3 separate regions of the Mus musculus genome follow, and regions 1 and 2 are each linked to region 3. A link is a loop called in an ENCODE intact Hi-C map of the cell type or tissue named here. Cell type or tissue: heart. All regions are shown on one strand.

The links. Peaks named below come from ENCODE experiments on the same cell type or tissue, not always from the same donor. Only the 100,000 strongest peaks of a DNase experiment are listed, where the experiment ranks them.
Region 1: it touches region 3 in a loop (3-fold over the local background); 5 of 42 quality-filtered maps call a loop at or near these places.
Region 2: a loop joins it to region 3, with 7 times the contacts of the local background. A loop is called at or near these places in 10 of 42 quality-filtered maps.

Annotation. Positions count from the first base shown.
Region 1 is chr2:144,999,916-145,007,915 of GRCm38, forward strand. No RefSeq gene overlaps it. Among named protein-coding and RNA genes, the nearest start is that of Slc24a3, 160 kb to the right of the region's middle. In heart, a CTCF peak has its summit at 3,791 (motif pointing right); no DNase peak of the experiment used is centred here.
Region 2 is chr2:144,635,714-144,643,713 of GRCm38, forward strand. Dtd1 (D-tyrosyl-tRNA deacylase 1) reads left to right here. Exons shown (of 6, transcript NM_025314.3): 4 at 45-151. Among named protein-coding and RNA genes, the nearest start is that of Dtd1, 40 kb to the left of the region's middle. In heart, a CTCF peak has its summit at 3,183 (motif pointing right); a DNase peak (open chromatin) is centred at 6,478.
Region 3 is chr2:145,512,996-145,520,995 of GRCm38, forward strand. It overlaps Slc24a3 (solute carrier family 24 (sodium/potassium/calcium exchanger), member 3), which reads left to right. Exons shown (of 17, transcript NM_001356497.1): 5 at 5,407-5,491; 6 at 5,849-5,952. Among named protein-coding and RNA genes, the nearest start is that of Gm14092, 38 kb to the right of the region's middle. In heart, a CTCF peak has its summit at 4,549; a DNase peak (open chromatin) is centred at 4,546.

The DNA of each region.
Region 1 (8,000 bases), 510 kb before region 3:
AACCATCACATGTTCTCTCTCATTGGAGGTTCCTAGCTTCAAATCTTCAGGTGTGAGTACATATCTGATAGTAACTATAGAAACCAGAAATGTAAACTGGGACAGTGACAAGATAGCAGGGTGGAGGAGCAATAGAGAGGGGGAAGATCAGGGTACAAGTGATCAGGGAAATGGGGAAGAGAGGTCTATAGTTAGAGAATGTAGAGGAAGGTAAATATAAGAGAGCGGAGGGTAAAATATTAGTAACTGTGTCTGAAGAAGTCATAAGTAGTCAAACTATTAACTATGCACACACACACACACACACACACACACACACACACACACACACACACACACACACGTAGGCAGGCAGTCATCACGCACAGTTTAAATGAAGATTTCTCATCTAGGCTGTCAATGTTCCCCCCAAGAGTCAAAGACCATCTGAAAAAACTCATACTCCAGGAGATTTTTGAGTTTTGGTCAGGGTCATCCAAAAGATTTGCAAAATGCACAAGCAATTGTTATAGCCTTCAGATACCACCCCCCCCCCCAGAGGTGAAAGGTAAGTCTCCATTACTTAAAACACCATGCACTTCAGATGTGGAACCCAAAGGCCCTTAAATTAGAACAAACTAAATGCCTTCTCCTAATATGACTGCCTGAACATGTGCTGAACAAGGACAACATTGTTAGGTATGACAAAGTGGATGAGAGAAAGCTCATGTGGCCTCAAACCTATATTCAAAGGACTTCAGACAGTTACAGAATGTTGATAGCAGGAGAAATAGTCTTCCCCAAAGAAGAGCACACCAACTAGTTATTCAAAACCAAATGGTCAGTCCTAAAAATATACAGATGTGTGACTTTATATAGATCAAGGGGATTATATTTTAGAAATATGTATGTATCTAACAAATATTCATGTAACAAAAATTACCGACAAAGAGTCCATTGATTTGACAGAGAGGAAGGAAAGGTATAAGGGGTTGGAAGGAGAAAATGAAGGGGGAAATGATACAATTAGATTATAATCTCAAAAAAAGAAGAAAATAAAAGAAGAAAAGATCTTATTTTTACCTAAATTACTCCTCTATTTTCCCCCCAATTTTTTATTAAAAAAAAACCAAAACAAAAAAAAAACACACACACACAAGTCCTTTTTGTGTTTGTATGGAATTGTCAAACAGCCTCAGCTTTGGTCCCACCTCCAGGCCTTGCCTTTCTTGCCTAGGCTTCCTCAATGATGGACTGGGATCAGGACATGTAAGCTAAGAAAACACTTTCCCTCATCAGATTGTTTTTGGTCATGGAGTGTCTTAGCCTTCTATTGCTGTGATAAAGACCATGACCAAAGGCAACTTGGGGAAGAAGCTTACAACTTAAAGCTTACGACTATAAGGTCACGCCCCACCACAGGGGAAAGTCAGGGTAGGGATTCAGAGAAGGAACCTGGAAGTAGGAACTGATGTAGAGGCCATGGAGGAGTGCTGCTTACTGATTTGTTTCCCTGACTTGTTTGGCCTGCTTTTTTCTATGACTCAGACCTGCCTGTCTAGGGAATGGTACCACCCACAGTGGGCTGGACCTTCCCACATCAGTTATTTAAATTAATGGACAGTTCTCTACAGATTTGCCTATAGGCAATCTGATAAAGTTGTTTTCTCAGTTGAGGTTCATCTTCCTATATAACTCCATCATTTTTTTTTATCATCAAATTGACAAAAAGAATCCTCCCCTCAAAAAACAAAAACAAAACACAACCAACCAGATCATAGAGTTTATCATAGCAAATGACAGTAACTATGGCAGTCATTAAACTTTATGTGGCTTCTTAGCTGTAACCATCCTCTATAATGGATCCCCTCTGTTAGAAATAAAATGCTTGGTAACCCAATCACAAAAGAAGTCATTAGATATGCACTCACTGATTGGTGGATATTAGCCCAGAAACATAGAACACCCAAGATACAATTTGCAAAACACAAGAAAATTAAGAAGAGGGACAACCAATGGGTGGATACTTCATTCCACTCATTAGGGAACAAAATACCCATGAAAGGAGTTACAGAGACAAAGTTTAGAGCTAAGACGAAAGGGTGGGCTATCCAGAGACTACCCCACCTGAGGATCCATCCCATAATCAGTCACCAAACCCAGACACTATTGCATATGCCAGATAGATTTTTGCTGAAGGGACCCTGTTATAGCTGTTTTGTATGAGGCTGTGCCAGTGCCTGGAAAATACAGAAGTGGATGCTCACAGTCATCTATAAAATGGAACACAGGGCCCCCAATAGAGCAGCTAGAGAAAACACCCAAGGAGCTGAAGGGTTAGGGTTAGGGTTAGGGTTAGGGTTAGGGTTAGGGTTAGGGTTAGGGTTATGCAACCCTATAGGTGGAACAACAATATGAACAATATGAACAGTACCCCTGGAGCTCATGTCTCTAGCTGCATATGTAGCAGAAGATGGCCTAGTTGGCCATCATTGGGAATAGAGGCCCCTTTGTCTTGCAAACTTTATATGATCCAGTACAGGGAAACTCCAGGGCCAAGAAGGGGGAGTGGGTGGGTAGGGGAGCAGGGCGGAGGGAGGGTATAGGGAACTTTTGGGATAGCATTTGAAATGTATATAAAGAAAATATCAAATAAATAAATAAATAAATAAATAAATAAAATGCTTGTGTGGTTCCAGTGGTTTTCCAGAGAGACTTTCTTGGCACAGAGTCTACTGTAATGAATGACACCTGTAATGGCTGCTCTCTGTCCCTTCTTAGGTGTCCATGGAGGTAGCACCTGTGGGTGCTGGAAGATGATGTTCTCATCCTGCTTTGGAAACATCTAGTACTGTGGATAGGTAGTCCTTACTTGCACCCACACTACAATGTAAAGTGACTCTTGGCTGTTACTTTCTACCTGACAATTGAATTCTCTGGCTCAGAAACTGTAAAGGGAATTTCTCCAAAGCCCTGTTTCTATTCTGCCTGGTGTAACCATGTAGCTCTAGAAGCCACACAGAGGTCTGAGTGGACTTCTTGTGGCTAAAGCTCCACCTCTAATATATTATTTAGGGAAAAATGAGAATATTCCCTCACCACATGGGACAGCTCCAGGAAGAGCCACTTTCCTATTGGAAAAGCCCCAACATACATGGATCACTCTCAAATGTCATAGTAGCTTTGGAGTTAGGACACAGGTCAGTCTATGAAGCACTGAGGCTTGTCAGAGAGTAAAAGGCATGGGCCTTTGACTGTCAGATCTTAGATTTTTATTTATGAAGACCCACACTCAGGAAATCATGGCAAACTTTTGTTTGTAGTAGCCATGGAAGGTAAATGAAATGGAAGCCAGCACATAGTAGGCACTCAAAATCAGAATGTTCCCCTGGATCCCTTCCTCTTTCTCTCCCTTCCTCCTCCAACTTCAGATTAGAGTCCAGCAAAGGAAACAGAAACGAGATCTACTTAGGTTTCCAAGTAACTTCATGCTCCTTTGTCTCTTTCCTTTCCCACTAAGCCAGGGATCTGGTTGTTGGCTGTGGGTATTTCCTTTCTGCAAATCCTAAAGACATGTATCCTTCACCATCTTTCCTAATGTGTTTACTGCTCTTCAGCCAAACTCCTTTGAGGACAGGGACTTCCTTTTGCCATAATTCCTAAGCACCTTTCTGGGCCCATCGGAGATGAAGAATACATATGGATTCATTTCAGTTCTTCCAGTGATCAACCTAACCTTTGAATATGCAGAAGTTTCACAAGATGGAGATTCTCTGGGGTACTTTGCCTACAATTGATATACTGGTCATTAGATGGCGGTATGACCCTGGGAAATGTCATCAGCCACAAGGACCTGAAGTCATGTCATTTCCTTGACCTGGAGCAGGGGAAAAGACCCTTTATCAAAACTACATTGTAAAATATCTATGTAATTCCCAATTAGTAGCATACCTGTCTGTCTGACTGTCTGTCTGTCTGTCTGTCTGCCTGCCTGCCAGATAGCTAGATGGAAACAGAAAGGAAGAGGGAAAACAATTTTCTGTGTTGCTAGGTTACCCAGACTGTCCTTAAACTCCTGGACTTAAGCAATTCTCTTGCTTTAGCCTCGTGAGTAGCTAGGAGTACAGGTGAGCGATACCTGGCTTAAAATGAATTCTCTCTTTCCCTTCCTCCATTTCTGTCTCCATTTCTGGGGATAAAAACCAAGGGTTTTATGTATGATAGACAAATGCTAATCTTGTTCACACAGACTTGTGTGTGTGTGTGTGTTGAGGTTTGGTCTTGCTGTCTATTGTAATGCTAAGTGTGTGTCCCTAAGACCTGGAGTCTGCACATAGACTCAAGCGACCCTGCCTCCCATTTTTTCCTGATTGGTAAATAAAGATGCCAACAGCCAATAGCTAGATAGAAAAGGCATAGGTGGAGTTTAGCTTTTTTGGGCTTGGAGTCAAGGATGAAGGAGGAGGAGGAGGGAGAGGAGGAGGAAGGAGATGCCATCATGGGTTAGGTGAGCCATGAAAACGTGGCCCATGAGGGCTGGCCAGTTGGAGATAAGAGCAGTCCAGTTGAAACATAACAAGTAATAATTCGGGGTTACTGACAGGAAAGTAGACTCTAATAGCACAGAGAGTATATATCTGCCCAGCTGTAGTGCTGATTAAGGTGTATTGTAAATATAAAGGTTGTGTGTGTGTGTGTTTTATCTGATATCTAAATGATCATGGTGGGGTAGAAAGCAGGGTCGGGATTAAAATTTTCTACAACATTTGTGTTTCTACAACACACACACACACACACACACACGTGTGTGTGAGTGTGTGTGCATGTGATGTATGTTTTAGAAATAGGGTTTTCATCATGAGTGAGGTAACACAATCACAAAAGAACTCAAATGATATGTACTCACTGATAAGTGGATATTAGCCCAGAAACTTAGTATAGCGAGATATAAGGTACAATTTGCAAAACACATGAAACTGAAGAAGAATGAAGACCAAAGTGTGGACACTTTGCCCCTTCTTAGAATTGGAAACAATCACCCATGGAAGGAGTTACAGAGACAAAGTTTAGAGCTGAGACAAAAGGATGGGCCATCTAGAGACTGCCATATCCAGGGATCTATCCCATAATTAGCCTCCAAACGATGACACCATTGCATACACTAGCAAGATTTTGCTGAAAGGATCCTGATATAGCTGTCTCTTGTGAGACTAGACCGGAGCCTAGCAAACACAGAAGTGGATGCTCACAGTCAACTATTGGATGGATCACAGGGCCCCCAATGGAGGAGCTAGAGAAAGTATCCAAGGAGCTAAAGAGATCTGCAACCCTGTAGGTGCAACATTATGAACTAACCAGTACCCCGGAGCTCTTGACTCTAGCTGCATATGTATCAAAAGATGGCCTAATCAGCCATCACTGGAAAGAGAGGCCCATTGGACAGGCAAGCTTTATATGCCCCAGTACAGGGGAACACCAGGGCCAAAAAATGGGAATGGGTGGGTAGGGGAGTGTGTGTGGGGGGAGGGTGTGGGGGACTTTTGGGATAGCATTTAAAATGTAATTGAGGAAAATACGTAATAAAAAAAAAGAAATAGGGTTTTTCTATGTTGCACATGCCAACCTTTAAGTTGCAATTCTCCTGCCTTAGCCTTCTCAGTACTGGAATTACAGATATGCATCATCACACCTACTACACTTGATATTTTAAATTAAACCTTTTAAAATTTATTACATTTTTCTTCATTTTCATCCCATTCACATTTACAAATGCCCTTTGCATCCTTTGATCCTTAACCTTTTCTCAGGATGCCTACTCAAGTTCACTTACTTTCTATTTCAATTCTATGGGTAATTTAGTAAGATTTTGCTTTATGTGGAAAATTTAATCAATTTCAATATTTTAACATGATAACATTCTTTTACCACCCCCCTCCCAATCTCTAGAATTTGTTGGTCTGAAAAATTTGGCTGGTCTTTTTTTCCCCCCTGGGAGATTGTATTTCTTTCATATGATCAGAACTGTGCAAAATAAGGAATGAAGAGAGGGGTGGGAGGAAGGAGGCAGAGGCAGAGAGGCAGAGAGGCAGAGAGGCAGAGAGACAGAGAGGCAGAGAGGCAGAGAGGCAGAGAGGCAGAGAGGCTGAGAGGCCAAGAGGCCGAGAGGCCGAGAGGCAGAGGCAGGAGGCAGAGACAGAGGCAGAATAAACATTATAATTGTTTTCCTGAGTAATACAGGATTGTACTTGCCTGTGAAACTTCCCTGCTCTTCCGTGAACATCTTGTGAACAATGGGGACTGAGAAGGTCCAACTTGGTGGTAAAGAACAAGTGCATCTGCCAATGTTTGCTGATAGGAGCACGAGCCTTTCCTTTGTTCTGTTGTTCACAAGTTTTGAAGTCTGAGCCCTTCAACGTCTTCCTTAGGACATCGTCCCGAAGAAGAGGTGCAGAATCTACTCCCCCAAAATGAGAGCAGTGGCTTTGAAATGCTTTCTGGTGAAAGGAGGCAAGTTTAGAAAAAAAAGATATTAACAAAGAATAGAATGTGATGACAGACGGCCTGGGAGTGTTCTATGCACTAGAGCCAGGCTCTACTATATCTATATCACCATCTACTGTTAAATAACAAATCATTCTGAAATGTAGCAACTGAAAACAACAAGCATTTTATATCTCATGATTCTGTGGGTCAACTGTGACCAGACTCAGTGTGGGTAGTCTTTGGAAGCATATGCAAGAGTTCAGATCACTTAGTTGTATTCAGCTGCTAGACAGGCTGTTCTAGAGCTCATGACTTTGTACAATTTGCTGAACTTTGGCAGAGATGGCTGGAGGATGGGGCTGTCAGATGGTATAGCAGAGATCTCAATGTGGTCTCCCCAATATGGTAGAATGGAGAAGACAAACTTAGCACATGGGACTTCTGTGTTTACTGAAAGAATGTTCCTAGAGCTCTAGAAAGAAGTTGAGGTTTCCTGGTCCTGCCTTAGGCTCCCAGGACATCACCTTATGGTATATGGAGAGCCTGTTATAGGGGGATAGGGGTTAGATCTTACCTCTCACTGGAATAAGTGGCAAAGGGGCATCATGCTCCTCTCCCTTCCACTTTACCTGCTGAACAGAGAGGCTCTTCAGTATCATATCCACTTTCTGCACATTAGCTCATTTACATGTTTGATTTTCTGTAGATTCTTAATCTCTCCACACCAGAACAGCATTTCATGAGCATAAGAAGTATTACTTTCTTCATTAAATGACCTGCTAAGCACATAGAAATTGTGACTAGAATGTTGTAAATGCCCATCTAATCATTGCTGAATACCTTATCTTTTTAAATCCTCTTACTACTTTTTAAAAACCTTCTATTACCTCAATTTTAAAGATGAGAAATTGACGCAGAAAGAGGTTAATATACTTGTCCAATCACAGTTATTGAGTGGCAGAGCGACTGTTCAAACCCAGATCTTTCTAATGCATTTTCAAGGTCATGAACAAGTTTTATACTAGCAAAAATTTCAGTGCACAGGAGGGAATGCTAAAAATGGTGTATGTGGCCTTTCCTAGGCTCTCAAGAGCAGTGGTTGGCCATGGGAATGGAAGTTTCCTGCAATGGATTTATCTTACATTCTAACGTGGTCCCTTGTTTCCCACCCCCACCAAAAATCTATTTTGAGAAAGTATATGTGAAATGGAAAATACGAGAGGTGACAGTGTTGCCTCTGTACTGGTTCTGTTGGGCAGTGTAGTTTTGCAGAACTTTTGGGCATGAGAAAGACTCTTCACTAGATTGTGGGATCAGCCAGATTGACAGTGATAACCTGTGAAGCAGCCTTTTACACTACTGTTGAATAATTCTGAGTAACCTCCTCCTAGGTATGATTAGACACAATCTATGGTTTCTGTGTTTGCTAAGTAAAAGACAGAACCCAAGAGACAATGTCACTGAAGCTAACCCACACAGGCAGAGCATTGTGTCTACAATCACACCTTTCCTGTCTCTTCTGTCTCTTCTCTATTTTA
Region 2 (8,000 bases), 880 kb before region 3:
ACCTGGGGTCTCCAACTCTTGAATTTGTTTGATTGTTTTTTCAGATGGCAAGTTTGGTGCCTACATGCAGGTGCACATTCAGAACGATGGGCCTGTGACTATAGAGCTGGAGTCCCCTGCTCCTGGAGCTGCTAGCTCTGACCCAAAGCAGGTAAGCCTAGAACCTGGAGCCTGCCAGTCTGGAGGGTATAGATAGGTAATGTGCCTTGACCTAATCATTGTCTCTGGGGAAGTCCTCATCCTGAGGTGGAGGAAACCCTTCATGGCTGCAGCCTCACGTCTATCTTACTTTCTCTCTTCTCAAGAACTCCTGAGCATGTCTCTGCTCCACCGTGTAGACAAAGTGTTCTTAGAAGCGTCTGTTCTTCTAGTTCTTGGGCTAGGTGTCATGTCACCCAGTTGCCACTGGGTGGCAGCAGAGCAGCGACCCTGGCTAGTGTACCCAGTGAGAGTGGTTACCTGGATTGGATTTTGTCCAAGGTGTGGGTGGTAGATGAGCCACTCAAGATTCTTTATAAGTCTTCATTTTTCTAAAGCAACATCTGACCTGGATTTACTGCCAACTCTATAAGCATTCAGGAAGAATGTAATTAAAACAGAGAAAAGGGATGTGTAATAGTCTTGCAAACTTATGCTGTCCCATTGTGTTTAGCATATATAAAAGCTTTAATTAATCCACTTGATAGAGACATGAGGCATGGCAGGCTGTGGAACTAGGCCTGTTCCTGCTCTTCCTTCCTAGCATCGTCCCCTTCCTAGGATGCTGCAAAGTGGAACGATGAGCTCACGTGGGGGATGCAGGATATAAACAAGGCTGAGTGCTGGTGTGGAGCCATTGACACTTTGTGTTGGCTGAGAGGTAGGACCATGTCTGCATGGCATTAAGCTTCAAAAGTGGAACTGAGGTTGTTGCTATTACTGACACATTTCATCTGTCCATCCATCTGTCCGTCTGTTTGTCTGTCTATCTATCTATCTATCTATCTATCTATCTATCTATCTATCTACCTACCTATCTATATGAATGCTCAGTCTGCATGTTCATCTGTATACCAGAAGAGGGCTTTGGATCCTAGTATAGATGACCATTGTGTGGTTGCTGGGAATTGAACTCAGGACCTTTGGAAGATCAGTCAGTGCTCCAACCCGCTGAGCAACCTCTCCAACCCCTACTGATAACGTTTTAAAAATCACAAACAATCTACAGGGAAATGTAAACTTTGAGATAATTTGAGCCTCACAGGAGAGCCCACAGAACCCTGCTACAGTCTTTCCTGGCTTTCCTAGTTTTGATGTATTATTTAGAGTGATCACATACTGAAGTTAGCCCTGATCCAACACTATTAGCTACATTAGAGCCTTATATGAACTCACTAGCCCGCCCTCTCCCTCCCTCCCTCCCTCCCTCCCTTCTTCCTCCTCCTTTCTTTCTTCTCTTCTCCCTCCTCCTTTCTTTCCTTTCCCATTTTCCGTTCCTTCCTTTTTCTGACACAAGGTATCACTTTGTAGTCCAGGCTGGTCTTGAACCCAGTCAGTCTCTTTCCACACTCTTCTAAGTGCCAGGATTATAGGCATGAGCAGCCAGTGCTCAGTTGCTGTGGCTGCCGCCTCTGCTGCTTGGCTAGATCTTACAGGAAGGCACCACATCCTGTAGTCTAACTAGTTTTTGTTTTAGCTGTGCAACATTGCAAATTCCATTGCATTACAGTTGTCATTTCTCTTTGTTTTGTTCAACCTGAGTCAGTTCCTTAGTCTTTCCTGTGTTTCACGACCTTGACCCTTTCTGGAATGCTGTTCGGTAGACCTTTTCTCAATTTTGTGTCTGTGGTTAGAGCAAGGCACTGTGGTGTGGTGGGAAGAGCGGCTGTCCAAAAGCCATCTTGTTCTCTTCTTAGGGCATCATCAGGCAGTATGCATGCGACACCAGTTTGTCTCACCGCAGTCATGCTAACCTTGCCGCCTGGTTACAGTGGAGTCTACCAGATTTCTCCATCCCCCCCCCCCCCCCCCGGCACGCCCCTGGCTTTCTTCTGGTCTTGGCAGACAGTTCTCTTTTCTTTGCAGAGAAAGAGGTCAGCAGATGGCATCAGCCCGGCTGCTCCCCACTCCCCACTTCAGTGTAGCAGCAAAGCTTCCCTTCCTGGGCTGAGGCCAGAGCCAAAGTGAAGACCCCTGTTCAGACCCCGTAGGAGCTTTCCTTCGTACCACGTGGCTCCTCAAGTAGCAGCCGGCCTTTTTTTCATGGGTAGTGCCTTTGGAAATCAGGGATTACTTAATTAGGGATTCCAAACTTTCTGATGTCCCTGAGAAATAAGACAATAAGAAAAAAAAAAAAAACCCAACCATTTTCAAGGTGGTGACAGAATAGAGGCTCCTTGAATATAGACCCTTGGTGGTGGCACAGGTCACATCCTGCCCAGCCAGTCTGGCCTGGTTTTGACTCCCCCTTTCCAGGCTCTCAGCAGCCTCACTTAGCTCTCTAGGGCCTGCTTACTCATCATCTTACTCTTCCTGGCCTCGCCCTCCTCTGGTGCTAGGAATTCATCCCACTGTCTCATGCACACTAGGCAAGTGAGTGCCCTGAGCCATTCTGGGGCCTCTGGGGCATCTGTGCTTCCTGGTCTACAGTGGGCGAGTCCCTCGGCATCTTCCTTCTGCTCTGCCCTCGGGGGCTTAAGGTCCCCACTGACCTCTTGGTTGTCCCGGTGCATGACAGCTTTCGTGTCTCTTTCCCTCGTCCTCCCGGCCATTGCTGCCACTATGGTCTGCTTGATCGCGGAAGCCAGCGGAGCCGCAGCTTGCAGGGTGGCAGTCTCTCTCACTTTTCTTTCTGCTCCTGCTGTTCCCTTTGGCTTTATGTGATTGTTGTCCCATAGTTTTGAGGAATTATTCTGCTTTAACTGTATTTTGGGAAAGTTTTAGGTTGGCTTTTTCATTCCATCTAAACTATTTTAAAATGGCATGTTGTATACCTGTAATATCCCATAAAACTAGAGAAACCTGATGAGCCTCAAACATTGTTCTTTAAACATCGGAGGAAGTTATATTAATTTATTAGGTTAAAGAAGACTTTATGTAGTCCTAGAGGTCCTTGCTGTTAAAATTCATGTGTTGTCCAATTTCACATCTGTAGCTTTTCCTGACCCTAGACATTCATGCAGGTTTCCATCCGTTGGCTCTCCAGCAGGTGGCAGCCAGTGGGCACAGAAGAGCCAAGGTGACCATGGTGCCTTCCTGTGCTGTGGCCTCTCTGCCTTTCCCTTTCAGCTAGACGGGCTTCTCTTGCAGCAGACAGTGTCTTGGCTTGCTTTCGTGTAGATAGGAAGAGCACAGCCAAATTTGTCTTACTGATAGAAAGACATGTGTTTCTGTCAAGTAAGCTTTTAATCCTAAGTGTTTTACTTCCTTACTATATTCCAAATTCTACAGTTGTATTATGGAAAACCATTCATTTGGCAAGTTTCAGTGTTACAGAAAAATGGTTCTTTTGGCCAGTTTCTAAGAAATGTCAACTCTGTAAGCCATCTGTGCAGATGAACAAGGTGTGTTTGTATGCAAGCCTGTGAGTGCCTATGTGTGTATGAGAGTGTGAGGAGGGACAGACGTACTGCCTGCCACCTGATCCTCGCTCTCAGACATGGATCTAGAGAAAGAGAAACCAGGAAAGTCAGAGACTATGAAAGACGTTTAGTCAGCATAGAACACAAGGAATGTGACAGCCATATGGCTCAGACACTTTGGTGCCTTCCCAAAGCATGTAGCAGACAATCCTAGTATTTTCTGTCAACAAGGCTGGAAGGCTGTACCTCTAGGGCCATCCCGCCCATTCTGCGTGCTCTTGCGAGCTTTCTTGGTGCAGAACTCAGGCATGTTCTCTCTCCAGCCCAAGAAGAAGCCAGCCAGACCTTCCTGGTTCCAGTGGCAACATCTTCTCCGAGGAGGGGTTTCTCTCCACCCTTCAGGGCAGTGGTGCCCTAGCCACTGTCATGCTGTTCTACTTGTCACTGTCTTCCTGCTTCTCTGCTTAGCCCCCTTCTTCACCACTCCTAAGGTGTACACCCCTGCACGAAATGTGCTCAGAGATGTGTCATTTGAGTAGGAACAGCGTCTTGTAGGCTGTGGACTGTGCTGTCTGTGAGTATCATGATGCCAGTTATTTATTTAAATTATTGTTATTTATTTAAATTATTAGAAACATTTATTACATTGAATACATAGCTGAAATATAAAGGTTTCTTTAAAAATTCTTTGATAATTTCATATGCTCATATATTGAATTTTATTTTTTTGTTCTCTTCTCTTATCTATTTTCTTCCCCCAGTGAAAATTCCTTTTTCCGACAAGCTTCTTGTCTAGTTTATTATTATTTGTATGTGCACGCGTGTGTGCCCGTGTGCATGTGTGCGTGTGCATGGGTGTGTGTGTGTGTGTGTGTGTGTGTGCGTGAGATGCACTGAATTTCCTTACAGCTGCTTGCACAGGCACGGGTGAGGCATTACTTACTGGAGCATGGACAGCTTATTCTGACTAGAAATGACACACATGCCTTTCTCAGCCACTTGTCCTTTCTCCCTCAGTGGGGGATGGGACCTCATGAGCTCCTCCCCCACCGATTGTCCTGGTTCTAAGAAGGCTACTGCCACTTCTGCTACTGAGCTGGGCCAGTCTCTCAGGGAACAGGAGGCTCAGCTGACCTCCCTGACGGAGAGAGAAGGGATTCTTGGTTGTTTTCAAACTTGGGCTTCAAGCGCAGGCAGATTCTTGTCTTCAGAGGTTCTAGTGCTTCATCAATAGGCATTGAATGGATGGAGACTGAGCTGGTAAAGTAACCAGCGGTTGGCTTGCCTTAGCCAGAACTCTGCCTACTTCTGGGACTAGGCATTGCAGCATTTGTGTCTTTCCTACAGTCACATCAGCAGCTTGCCTGACCGTTCTGTAGGCTGCAGTTAGGCGGATGATATCCTGTGATGTAAGAAGATGCTGGAAGAAGAGCATCCATCCATCCTTCCTTTGTAGGGGGCATTTGCCCGGGTCTCAGGCTATGCGAGCTGAGCGGGAGCTGCCTCCCTCCTGTGGGAGCCTGTGCTTTCCTGTGTGCTGTGGCTGTGGGAGAACAGGGTTCTGGGGCTTCCTGATGTTTACCTGTGCATGGTTGCAGGTGCATGTCTGCAGACGCCTAGATGGTGGGAGATCAGCACCCTAGCCCAGCATCCCTGAGGTAGACACTTGTTCTGGTTTTAATCTTAAGTGACCTTTCCTGAGTGGGGGCTACTTCCCTGACACTCACATGGACGAAGTGACATTATGTAAGAGCAGGTGGGCATTTCTCCTAGCGAGGCAGCACATTGGGTAATGGAAGGGTTCTTTTCTGGGGTTCAGAGCCCTCCTATTTAAGAATATGGCTAGGAATTACTTATGTGCTCATTTATTTACTGTGGTTGAAAGCCTGACTAAGTAGAAACACTGGAAGAAGCTAGAAAAATGAACCTCTAACACACATCTTTGCACTAACTCATGTGTCTATTGACAGATCACTGTCAGGAGCTGACTAGTGCAGAATGGTGCCTCTAACTCCATGAAGCTTTTAACTTTATGCTTCTTTGAGTAATGCTGTTGCTTTAGCTATAACTTCCTCTCTGTGCTTACCAGCCAGTGTCTATCACTGTGCCTGGACCTGGGAGGGTGGAAACAGACACATTTGTGGTATCTGGAGGATCTGGAGGGAATTTGTAGGGTGCAGCAGGGGATGGAAAAGAAGTCCATTTGGTGTTTCTGCTTATCCTTCTGTCTCTGTCGACTGGAGCAGCCTTTAATCAGTGCTGTGGAATTCAGGTGATACAGAGGACAGACAGATAAACACATATGGCTTCTGCCAGACAGCCTGATGCAGGTGTCCACACAGCTTGCCATTTATGGAGCTGCAGATGAGGGACCTATCTAGTGAGAAGCTCTATCACAAGGAATAGTCATGTGGATGCTGGCCTTTTCATGGAAGGAATGCAGATATTCCCCTTTCTGCTGGTTTTATGTTTGGCTCTAGATCAGAATCTCCCCTGACACCGGCCAGTTCCAACAGGCTCGGGTACTTGACTTGCTTCAGTAAGATGTTTGCAGGTCTGGTTGCTGACATGGGACTTGGGTCTTACCACTTCTCACAGTATTGTAGTCTGTTCTGTCACATTAGTTGGCTGAAGAAATACTGGCTGAGTTCGTTTTATTTCTGCTTCGGTTGCTCCTCCATTATACAGTTTGTGTTGTTGTCATGGTCATTGTTCTGGTGACACTGGTTTCTGGGTTCCAGTCTATGTTGAAGGCCTCCCACCAGGGTGAGACAAGGATTTGGCCAGACCTCTCTCACATGTGGAATCCTGCCTGGTTTCTGGTTCTCTTGGTTTGAACATCTGCTTTACTGTGAGTTATGAAATAAAAACAGCCCTGTGGGGAGTGGTTTGGAGAGTGAGTGGGTGGGGCTCCTGAACTTCCTCATCTCTGCCCACTACTAGCGGCAGTCAGGTGTCCCAGGCCTTGTCTAACACCCGCCAGAATGCCTAGCCCATGAATGGAAAGGCCGGAGCCCACCACATGTCTGCAAGCAGGCTCTCCCTTCTGGTGGGGACTTGCCAGGGCTCCCCTTTCTTTCAGTTCTTTAACTCATTTCCATGTGGGCGGTTGTCCTGAGTCAGTACACTGCAGTCTTAAGAAGCCTTCCCAAGACACATGTGACTGTGCCTCTCTGCTTGGGAGCCCATCGATGGGTGGTCGGATCAATTGACTTTCATCTTACCGTCTTGAATCTATAGCCTGCGCTATCAGAGTTGTAAAACTTGAAGAGTTTTTCCTTGTGATGGGAATTTGGATGGCAGTTTTGAAACTGTGATTCACAGCCCTGTCTCTGATACGTGCACAGTTTCTAGTTGCACCAAGCCAAAGAATCTATTTTGCTCTAAACCAATCTATCAGAGCACAAATGTATTAGTGACTTAAACTTTAAGCACTTAATTTGTTCCTGACACGTTTGTGTGTCGGGAAGATCTGGAGAGAAGTTTTATTTTGTAGTTGGGCAGAGCTTTTTCATTATTTTGGGAGCTGGTTTCATTTGTGGTAGATGAGCAGTGACCCCTCACCTTGCTTACACGACCTGTCAAAGATTATATCATCCTTTTTGATTCTAAGAATTGGTCAATTCTGTTTTCCCCCAGGGCTTATGTTTTGAACATAGCAATAATTTCATCACAGAGGCTCAAGATTTTAATTGTGAATCCTTAACTTTTAAGTGATTTATCAGGAGTCCTAGGTAATTGTAAAAAACGTTCCTCCATCCAGTTGTGTTTTGTGGGATGGTGTTAAGTATCTCAGCATTGGAATGTGAAGAGTGCTCTGGAAGTGATAGAAATGCAGCGTTTACTATGATTGCTTCAAGGATGTGCTTAATACACAGAACACCCAACTACATAAAGACCTTGCCATGATAATACATTTTGAGGGCAGTGTAATGATTGAAAAGGCATTTGCTATTTTACATTTGCTATTAGCTAGCCAGTCTCTAAGAGGTTAAATTGGGCGAGTGGGGTCTTAATTGGCTCAGGTGGGCTTTTGAGATGCACAAACTATTTTGAGCTCAGCCTCATGGTGTGTGTGTGTGTGTAGTTTCTGGAAAATGCTATGGACTGGGAGCTGCAGTGTGTCTCTCCTTCAAAGTCAGTGTGAGCTGGTGATAGCATTCCTCCAGGGGTGGCCTGAGGACTCCTGCCATACAGGTACCCAGGGTACTTGCTAAAATGCATAACTTCTGGGCATGTGAGGGTGTGGGGTGAGGAAGACGAGTAGACTGCCATTTCTAATCATGTTCTCCACCAGCACATGGACATTTGAGAGCAGCGGAACCGCAGGGAATCTGACATTGCCATTTCCATCTGGTTCAGGTGTTGGTTTCCTCCAGGCCAATCCCTCCTCCCTCTCAGCTGCATGGTATCTAAAAATACTCTGCAACCTCTGTTTGT
Region 3 (8,000 bases):
GGTGGATGGCTAGGAATTAACCCCCCTCACCAGCTCTCCCGACTGCATCCATCATTACTGCTAGTGCTACAGTCTTCTCTGCATATCCGTGGGAATAGTTCCAGACTGTTCACCAGAAACATAGTTTGTGGACACTCTAGCATGTGAAGTGCATGGAGAAAGGGGCAGTATTTGCAAACAACCCACATAGATCCTCCTATATCCTTCATCACCATGACATAAATCCTGTGGAGACAGATGCTATACTCTGTTGCTTAGGGAATAATGACAAGACCAAAGCTGTGTGTTCCTTGTAGGTAAATTGTTTTTCAAATAACCCTGGTTCCCTGTGTGTTAAACCCACAGTCAGCACCCCAGGCCTGGAGCGTCATCTCTATGTTGGGCTCTATCCCTCTCCCGCTTTTCACTTCTGCTGCTTCTTGTTCTCTATCATTCCTTCTACTTCTCTTTCCATCATTTCTTCCCTCTGGAGTCCTGTTGGGGTAAGAACCTATCACTACCACATGTCTCCCTTATACTCCCTCTCTATTTATACTCTGGGTGGATGCCTGGCAGGCTCTGGGGCAAGAGAGCTGGGCACAGAGTATTTGTTGTGAATTTTGTACCCATTATCATAGAAAATGCCAGGGTGAACAGCAAGTTTAAAAACAAATATTCAGGGGTCGGCAGGATGGATCAAGCACTGGCCGTCAAGTGTGATGGCCTGAGTTCAACCCTCAGGTCTCACAAGGTGGAAGGAGAAAACAGACTCCAACAAGCTGTCTTCTGATCTCCACATATGTACCCTGGTACCTTCACTAAATGTGTACATACACACACACACACACACACACACACACACACACACACTGAATAAATGAACCTAAAAAGGTTTCGTTAATGTTCACCCTATCAAGAAAGCTCTCATTCCTCTTCACTTTCATCCCACTGTTCTGAGATCTAGTTTTCTTATGTGCAAGCTTTGCGTTTTCTTTGATCTACTGTTTGTAATTCATTATCCGAGTTTCCAGGAAGTCCAGTAGCCATCAAGCTTTGTGGCCTCATCTTGCTCTACCCACAGTACCTGATTCACTAGGTTCCAACCACCCCCAGAGGATGTGGCCAGAATCTATCTATCTAATCAGGTCCCAGGGGATGCTGAGGATGCTGGTCTGCAAACTTCACGTGGAAGATTATTAACCTAGGCTGTTTCTTCCAAGCCTTGGACGTTTGTTCATTTTGTACTTAGGGATAAGCAGTCATTGCACACCGATCCTAGAAAGGTTACGGAAGTGTGTTCCTCTTTGCAGTGACAGTAGATCAAAGAAAGTAAAGTGGCACCTGAAATGCACTGTATTCTAGTGGGGACAGGAGTGTCACAGTGATCCAGCCTGGGAATAGGCTCACCTTGTGTCAAAGGCAAGAAAACGTTCAGTCCTTAGTGGGGGCACTTGCGCTCCTTCAGTATTCATGGCAGGTGGTTTCCAAATCCTCAGATGGTCAACTCCCTTCTTACTGGAGTAGTGGAGGACTGTCAAGTTCCAACCATATCTAGATGACGCACAATTTCAGTGCATGGAAGGATCTGTCAGAGTAGACTCCTCAGAGGGAGATGATGAAGGAAAAGCTTGTTCATGTTTAGTGAGAATACAGGTTCACTTTGGCTTTCCACCCATGATTAGTTGTGTCAGTGACTGAAGAGCACACACAGGGCCCACTGACCAACAGTTGGTACTTCACACTTACACAAAGCAAAATGGCTCTACCTTTCCCCAGAAAAGTTTCTTTTGTTGTCAATAACAAAGGTAGTTATTGCACCCCAGAAATATTAAATACAGCCATCAACTTGTACCCTCCAATAAGGAAACACATAGAATTTTTGAGGACACACACATCCTTCTAGAGAGAAAAAAAACAAAGTAGCTGGCAGGACAGAAGAGAGTAGAGTGAGACTTTACAAAAAGCTAGGAAGGAAAGAAAACGTTTGATGGGATAAAGATACTGTTTTGACTGGGCCCTGGGTTACAGGAAGCTGGCTGTGTAGCTAAGTCAGTATGGGTTAAATGTGCCTATTCTCTCTTTAACCACGTCTAGGATTCTACCAGGTAACCACAGTTAGCTTCCCTCTAGAAATCAAGAGACAAAAATGCAGGGACTCAGAGCATCCCACCAGTGGCCACACAGATATTTAGGAATGGAGTCCAGGTCAGTCTGAGCTTACCACTGGGTCGTCTTCTTACCTGTTGCAACTCTGCAACCACTTACAACAGGTTTTTGTCAAAACTGGCTCTGCCTCTGGGGTACACAGCTATCCAGGGAGAAGGAATGCAGATGAAGGGCCTCCCTTCCAAGAATGCTCCCTGTTCCCATCCCAGTCCAGTTTTAGGAGCAAAGTAGTTGACAAGAAATCATGCCATGCCCCATGCCTATCTCTGAGTGCAGCTCCATGTACTTAAAGCCATCCTAGTTGCTGGACTCATGGCATGCCTGGAGCAAAGTTTGTATCTCCTTTGAGAGCTGTGTTTGTCTTCTGAGAGCCTGTGGCCAACTCTGAAGTTCCATTCTTTCACAGGATGGAGGGTGGTGGTGATACAGGACCACCCTCTTGCAGCTTAGCAGGATTTCCTAGCCTGGGACTCTATACCATCTTTTCTTTCCCTAATCCCTTTACAGAGAGGTGATAGTGTATGCTCAGAGCTTGCTCTCAGATTAACTTGGGCTAAACGGAGATGTTCAAGGAGATGCTGTTTAGACTTTGGTGAAAAATGATTCTAGAAAGAAATCCACATTGTGCAATAAGTCATAGCTTGGAGGGGGATCAAGTTCAAACCAGGAAAAAAACGTTAAGCAGAAAAGAGAAAGGAGCCAATATGGCAGCAACAGGCCAGGTGAGTCACTAAATTTTAGACAGTCATGAGGTTGCATGAGGGAACCCACAAAGGTGTTAGAGTCCTTTGTCAACAGTAAATAGACAGACTCAGACTCTGCTACACTAAAGCAAAGACAGAAAGATGTTTCAGAAAGAGCCAACAAGTGAAGACTCAGCAAGGGGAGGACCGTGGCGGCGTTCTTGGTCATGAGATAGCAGCCTGAGGTTGGTCAGAAGGTTTTGCTTGCACAAGGATATCAGATGTCAAGAGTAGGACACCCAGGAAGCCATGAAAGCAGTAATGGGGCCTCCTGGGCTGTGGGGGAGAGAGACTGCCCACTCTAAGTACTGTAAACACTGAGCTAGGCTCTTCCTCAGCTAAGCTGCTTGCCAAAGGCTGGGAAGGAAACTAGGGAGTGCACAGCCCGGCTCTGGCCATTTGTGGGCTTAGAAACCACTGAGTAACCCACAACATTCCACCTTCTCCATATAGGTTCCACAGCCAGGCATTCAACCTTGGATCAAACCGATCCAACTCTTTCTATTGTGGTTGTTTTGGGTTTGGGGGTGGAGGGTTGTTTGTTTAGTTGGTTGGTTGGTTGGTTTGGTTTGGTTTTTCAAAACAGGGTCTCTGTGTGCAGCCCTGGCTGTCCTGGAATTCACTGTATAGATCAAGCTGGCCTTGAATTCACAGATCTGCCTGTCTCTGAATGAGTGCTGGGATTAAAAGCATGCACCACTATGCTTAGGAGATCCAACTTTTTTTTTTTTTAATTTGGATCAGTATGGAGCAGATACAGAGAGTCTTCCTTATTGGTATGCCCTGGACAATACAGGTTTTTACATGGCATTTACATTGTGTTAGGGATTGTTAGCAATCTAGAGATGATTGACAGAACATGGGAAAATGTATCTGTTATATGCAAACACTGCAGTATTTTATATGAAATTTGAACACTGCTTGGGTTTGAGTATGACTAACCCCACTGATCTCAAAGGCTGACTGCATTCATAGACAGTTGGATGAAGCCAGTGGGGACTTGGTGCAGAGAAAAGGAATCAAGTGATAGATTCCGCCCTGGTACCCATGCAGGGCTGTGTGGAGGGATGGACCAAAGGGGCCTGAAGGAAAGGGCTCATTTAGGAACAAGCAGAGAATACCTGAGCCACTGGATCTAAATGAGAATGACAGGACCTGTTGTTCCTGGGGAGCCCAGGGTGTCCAGCTGTGGTGAATTATTCTCCGCTCTGGATGAAGCTTAGGAAAATTCTCCCTGGCCCTCATCATAGCCGCTAGCAGTGCAGAAGCAAGAGGACCTCGTGACTAGTGATTCTAAGAGGCCAGTGCAGTATTGCCAGGCTGGAGTGTATTAGGCATAAAGGAGGGTGGAAAGGAAGGAGATGTGGAAGCAAGAGTGAAACTGGACATATGGCCAAGCCTCATAAGCAACCATTACTACCAGTCCATAGATCTTGGAAGGGAAGCACAGCAACTCAAGGCGATTCCGGGAGCTCATTTTTGGCTTGCTGTCTTCCCGCCATCCCCATCTATTGAGATTCCAGTGCTGGGGCTTCCGCACCAGCCAAGGTTTTTAGTGCTGAGGTACCATCTCAGGGTCTCCTCAGTACCCCATGAGAACCTCAACGGTGAGCATGCCTCTATCTGTAGCACCTCCAAGGCCACACTGCCTCTGTGTGGCCAAGCATGGAAGTGCAGCCACTGGTGCTGCTGAGAAAGAAAGAAAGAAGGCTGGCAGTGGAAACTGGAAGTCTCTGCCCTGATGCCCGAAGGGAACTGGCTGCTTCCCAACCGCTGGCAGCTTACTTTCTGGGCCACGGTGGAATTCCGGAAAGCTAAACACACCAACCAGCCTCTCGTGTACATTCATCTTGTGTTCTTGAAAACCACCTTCCCGTTTAACCAACAGGGTGACTTGAGATTTGGGGGAAATGGGCTGCATTATTTTCTAGTCTGTCTCAAGTCTTCTCTCATGACGTGCTACCCAGAGTTTGAAGGTCGAGGGTTTGGAGTGTGCTTCAGGACAGTGACTACTCCCTGGATCTACTAACCTCTCGCAAATTGGCGGCTATGAGATTGAAGTTATTCAAAAGCACTATAACAGCCATGGTGTTTGCACACAACTCTAGATCACACACATCTCTTCTAAAATCAGTGTCTGCAGACACCAAGGGAGCTGACCACAGCTGCCATTAGAAAGAAAATGGCTGTCCGCCGCTGTCCAGGATGTTTTTGACTCGCTACTCCACCCTCCTGGTTATCAACTAGACATCCTCTTGATAGATTTGGGTTACAGACTCCTAAATCTTCTGTAAGGACATTGGCTAATGAGAGTCATGTAGTCCCTGCTGATCTTGCAAGTGAGGATGCTGAGCAGAGAGCAGGAGCAGCCAGGCTCTGAGTGGAGGGATAGTGAGAGGGACTGAACCCAGCCCCTGGGTCCTTCTGAAGTCCCCGTGCTTAGGACCTCAGGAGCCACAGGCATGTGTTTCCCAAGGAAAGATCCCATCTCACCTGTCTTGTCTTTGCTCCCATGCAGCGCCTCCACCTCAGTGAAGATGTGGCAGGAGCCACATTCATGGCAGCAGGCAGCTCGGCCCCAGAGCTGTTCACGTCGGTCATAGGTAGGTGATGCTAAGAGAATGTCTCAGCCCTTACCTATATAAGAAAAAGGGGTTCTAGGGAAGAAGGTCCTCAAATTTGAGTTGTCTCCCACTTATAAAAAATTAACTTCATAGATCCCAAGCAGAACCTTCCACTCTGCTGTGGCCATTCACTGGTTTAACTGTGTGCGAACTTTTCCTAGACCCAGGGACGTTGCTACTAAGGAAAAGTCTAACCTCTGGGTTCAAAAACTCCCTCCAAAACTTGCCTATTTCCTCTGGATCCTCAGTATAGTCTAGAACTAGGAGATGTCCTTCGAATGTCCTTGGGATGCAGCTGGACCACTACAGCCAGATTGGTGTTGGTTTGTGTTTCAGGAGTCTTCATCACAAAGGGTGATGTGGGAGTTGGCACCATCGTGGGCTCTGCCGTGTTCAACATCCTGTGCATCATTGGCGTCTGCGGGCTCTTTGCAGGGCAGGTAGGACTGGCAACTCCTTTGCGATGGTTCTACTTGATATCGAGAAGATGGAAGTATGGAGCCGAGGCAGGGACCATCATGTTGGAATTCACCCACACTGGCGCCTTGGGCAGTGTGATTGGAGGTCTCCATCCTGAAGCCACTGTTACTTGGTTTCCAGGTTGATGGATTATTGAACCCCAGTTCCACATAGGAAATTAGCAAGCCTAACAATGTTAACTGTGAGCTTGAAAGTGCTCCCCCACACACCTCCTTTTGAGAGCTACTGATCCACACTAGAATGTGCGGTGCCTCAGAGGAAATGAGATAAATGAGAAAGGCAGAAAAGAAAAGAAGAAAAAAAAATTTTCTACTTAAAGAATTCATCGTTGTCACAGTTCAGGGTGTTGCCTTTCTTCCTGCAGGCTAGAGCTTTTGTAGTCTAGAGGAGCCTTGAATACCCAAGTCAACCTCAGGAGTCCATTCTAATGCCAGGGAGCATCCTGGCAGAGCCACTGTCCTTTCTGAATGCTGTTATCTCTCTAATAGTCTCAGGGATTTGTTCAGAAGTCGCCAGAGTGTGAGACTATTGGGCAGCCAAGGTTAGAGCCTGAAGCCAAGGTTAGAGTGGGACATACAGCTTCCCTGTGGCTCTCAGAGCCTAGTTTCCTCAGAGAAGTAGTCACTAGATATGAGATCCTCAGTTCTCTGACAAAACACCCAAGACTCAGTATCTTCTAGAAAAACCTATTTCTACTATTCTAGCTGTGACTCTATTTAAAATACTGAGGGAGCCGAAATCCGCTTCACCTGATCAGGAACCTCAGTGTGGTCTGTTTTGTGCCCTGGGGAAAGTGTCTGCTTGGTGTAAAGTCCAATCCTGGTGAGCTTTTCTCTCAAGTGTGTCAGGCCTGTGTGTCTCTCAGAAGCTGCTGGGCATGCCATGAGGTCAGTCTCTTGAATGTATACTCAAGAGTTCCCATAAAATTCATTGCTGGTCTCCATGGCCCATTGTAACTGTCCCCATTCACATGCCGACTGATCTACCCTCTCTGCCTGCTGCGTTTGTTCCTTCCGAGCAACAGGCAGAAGGACACCTGGATCTTACCGAGCACCAGCTCCAGGGCTCCCCGGTGGACAGGCTAGCTCTGATAAGAGAGTCCTGGATTTGCTCATGATGACTGAGGTCTGGCTCACTCACTAGGCTAAATATTTTCTGCTTTCCCCAGGACCCATAGTGTTAAGGTGACTGGGTCTACACTGTAGTGTTCCTGACTTCTCCTACATAGGTAGTTAGTGCCAAAAGAATGAGCCACGTGCCTGCCTTTACTGCCATTGCCCTCGCCTGGCTCTATCCTGCCTGACCAGCTCATCGTTGCCTTCCAGAGACGAATAATAGTCACACCAGCAGATGCTGTTGCTGCTAGCACTTTCTTAATTAGCATTGTCACCATTAGCAGTATGATTATTAGCTGGGCCGTTATTAGTGTTGTCATTAGTTCATTAGTCATTTGTACCTGCAGCTTGATTCTGAAGCAAGCCCAGAGGCAAAGAGATAATGTAAAGAAATGAAACAAATGGCTGGGTGATGTCTACTCAGGGCCACACAGCTAATTACTTATGAAATGAAATGCAGTGTGTTCGAGCCGTGTAATTCATCAGTAGCACCACTCATCACAAGCTTGGCTAGGATACCATGGATGCTGCACAGGTTGTTGGCATCCATCTTCCTACCCCTTCTCCAGGACTTTGCTGGCTGGTCTCACAGCCCCACTAAAGAAAGGTGACAAGCAGAGCTTCTACTGGGAATAGCCACTGGCGTGATCCTAGCTATAGCTTCCCTTCTTTTTCTTTATTTTCTTTTTCTCTTCTTCTTCTTTTAATCCTGTGCCTACTTGGCGATTTCCAAAGCCATCCACTTGCCGCTTTTGTAGGTTGCCTCACATCTTTGCAGAAGGCACAGACTATTGTATTGGAGGAGGAACATGGGCCAAAGAATCAGATTGAACTGGGATTGCATTCTTGCTTTGCTGTTTGCTAGCTGGGGGATTTTGAAGAATTTATTTTAG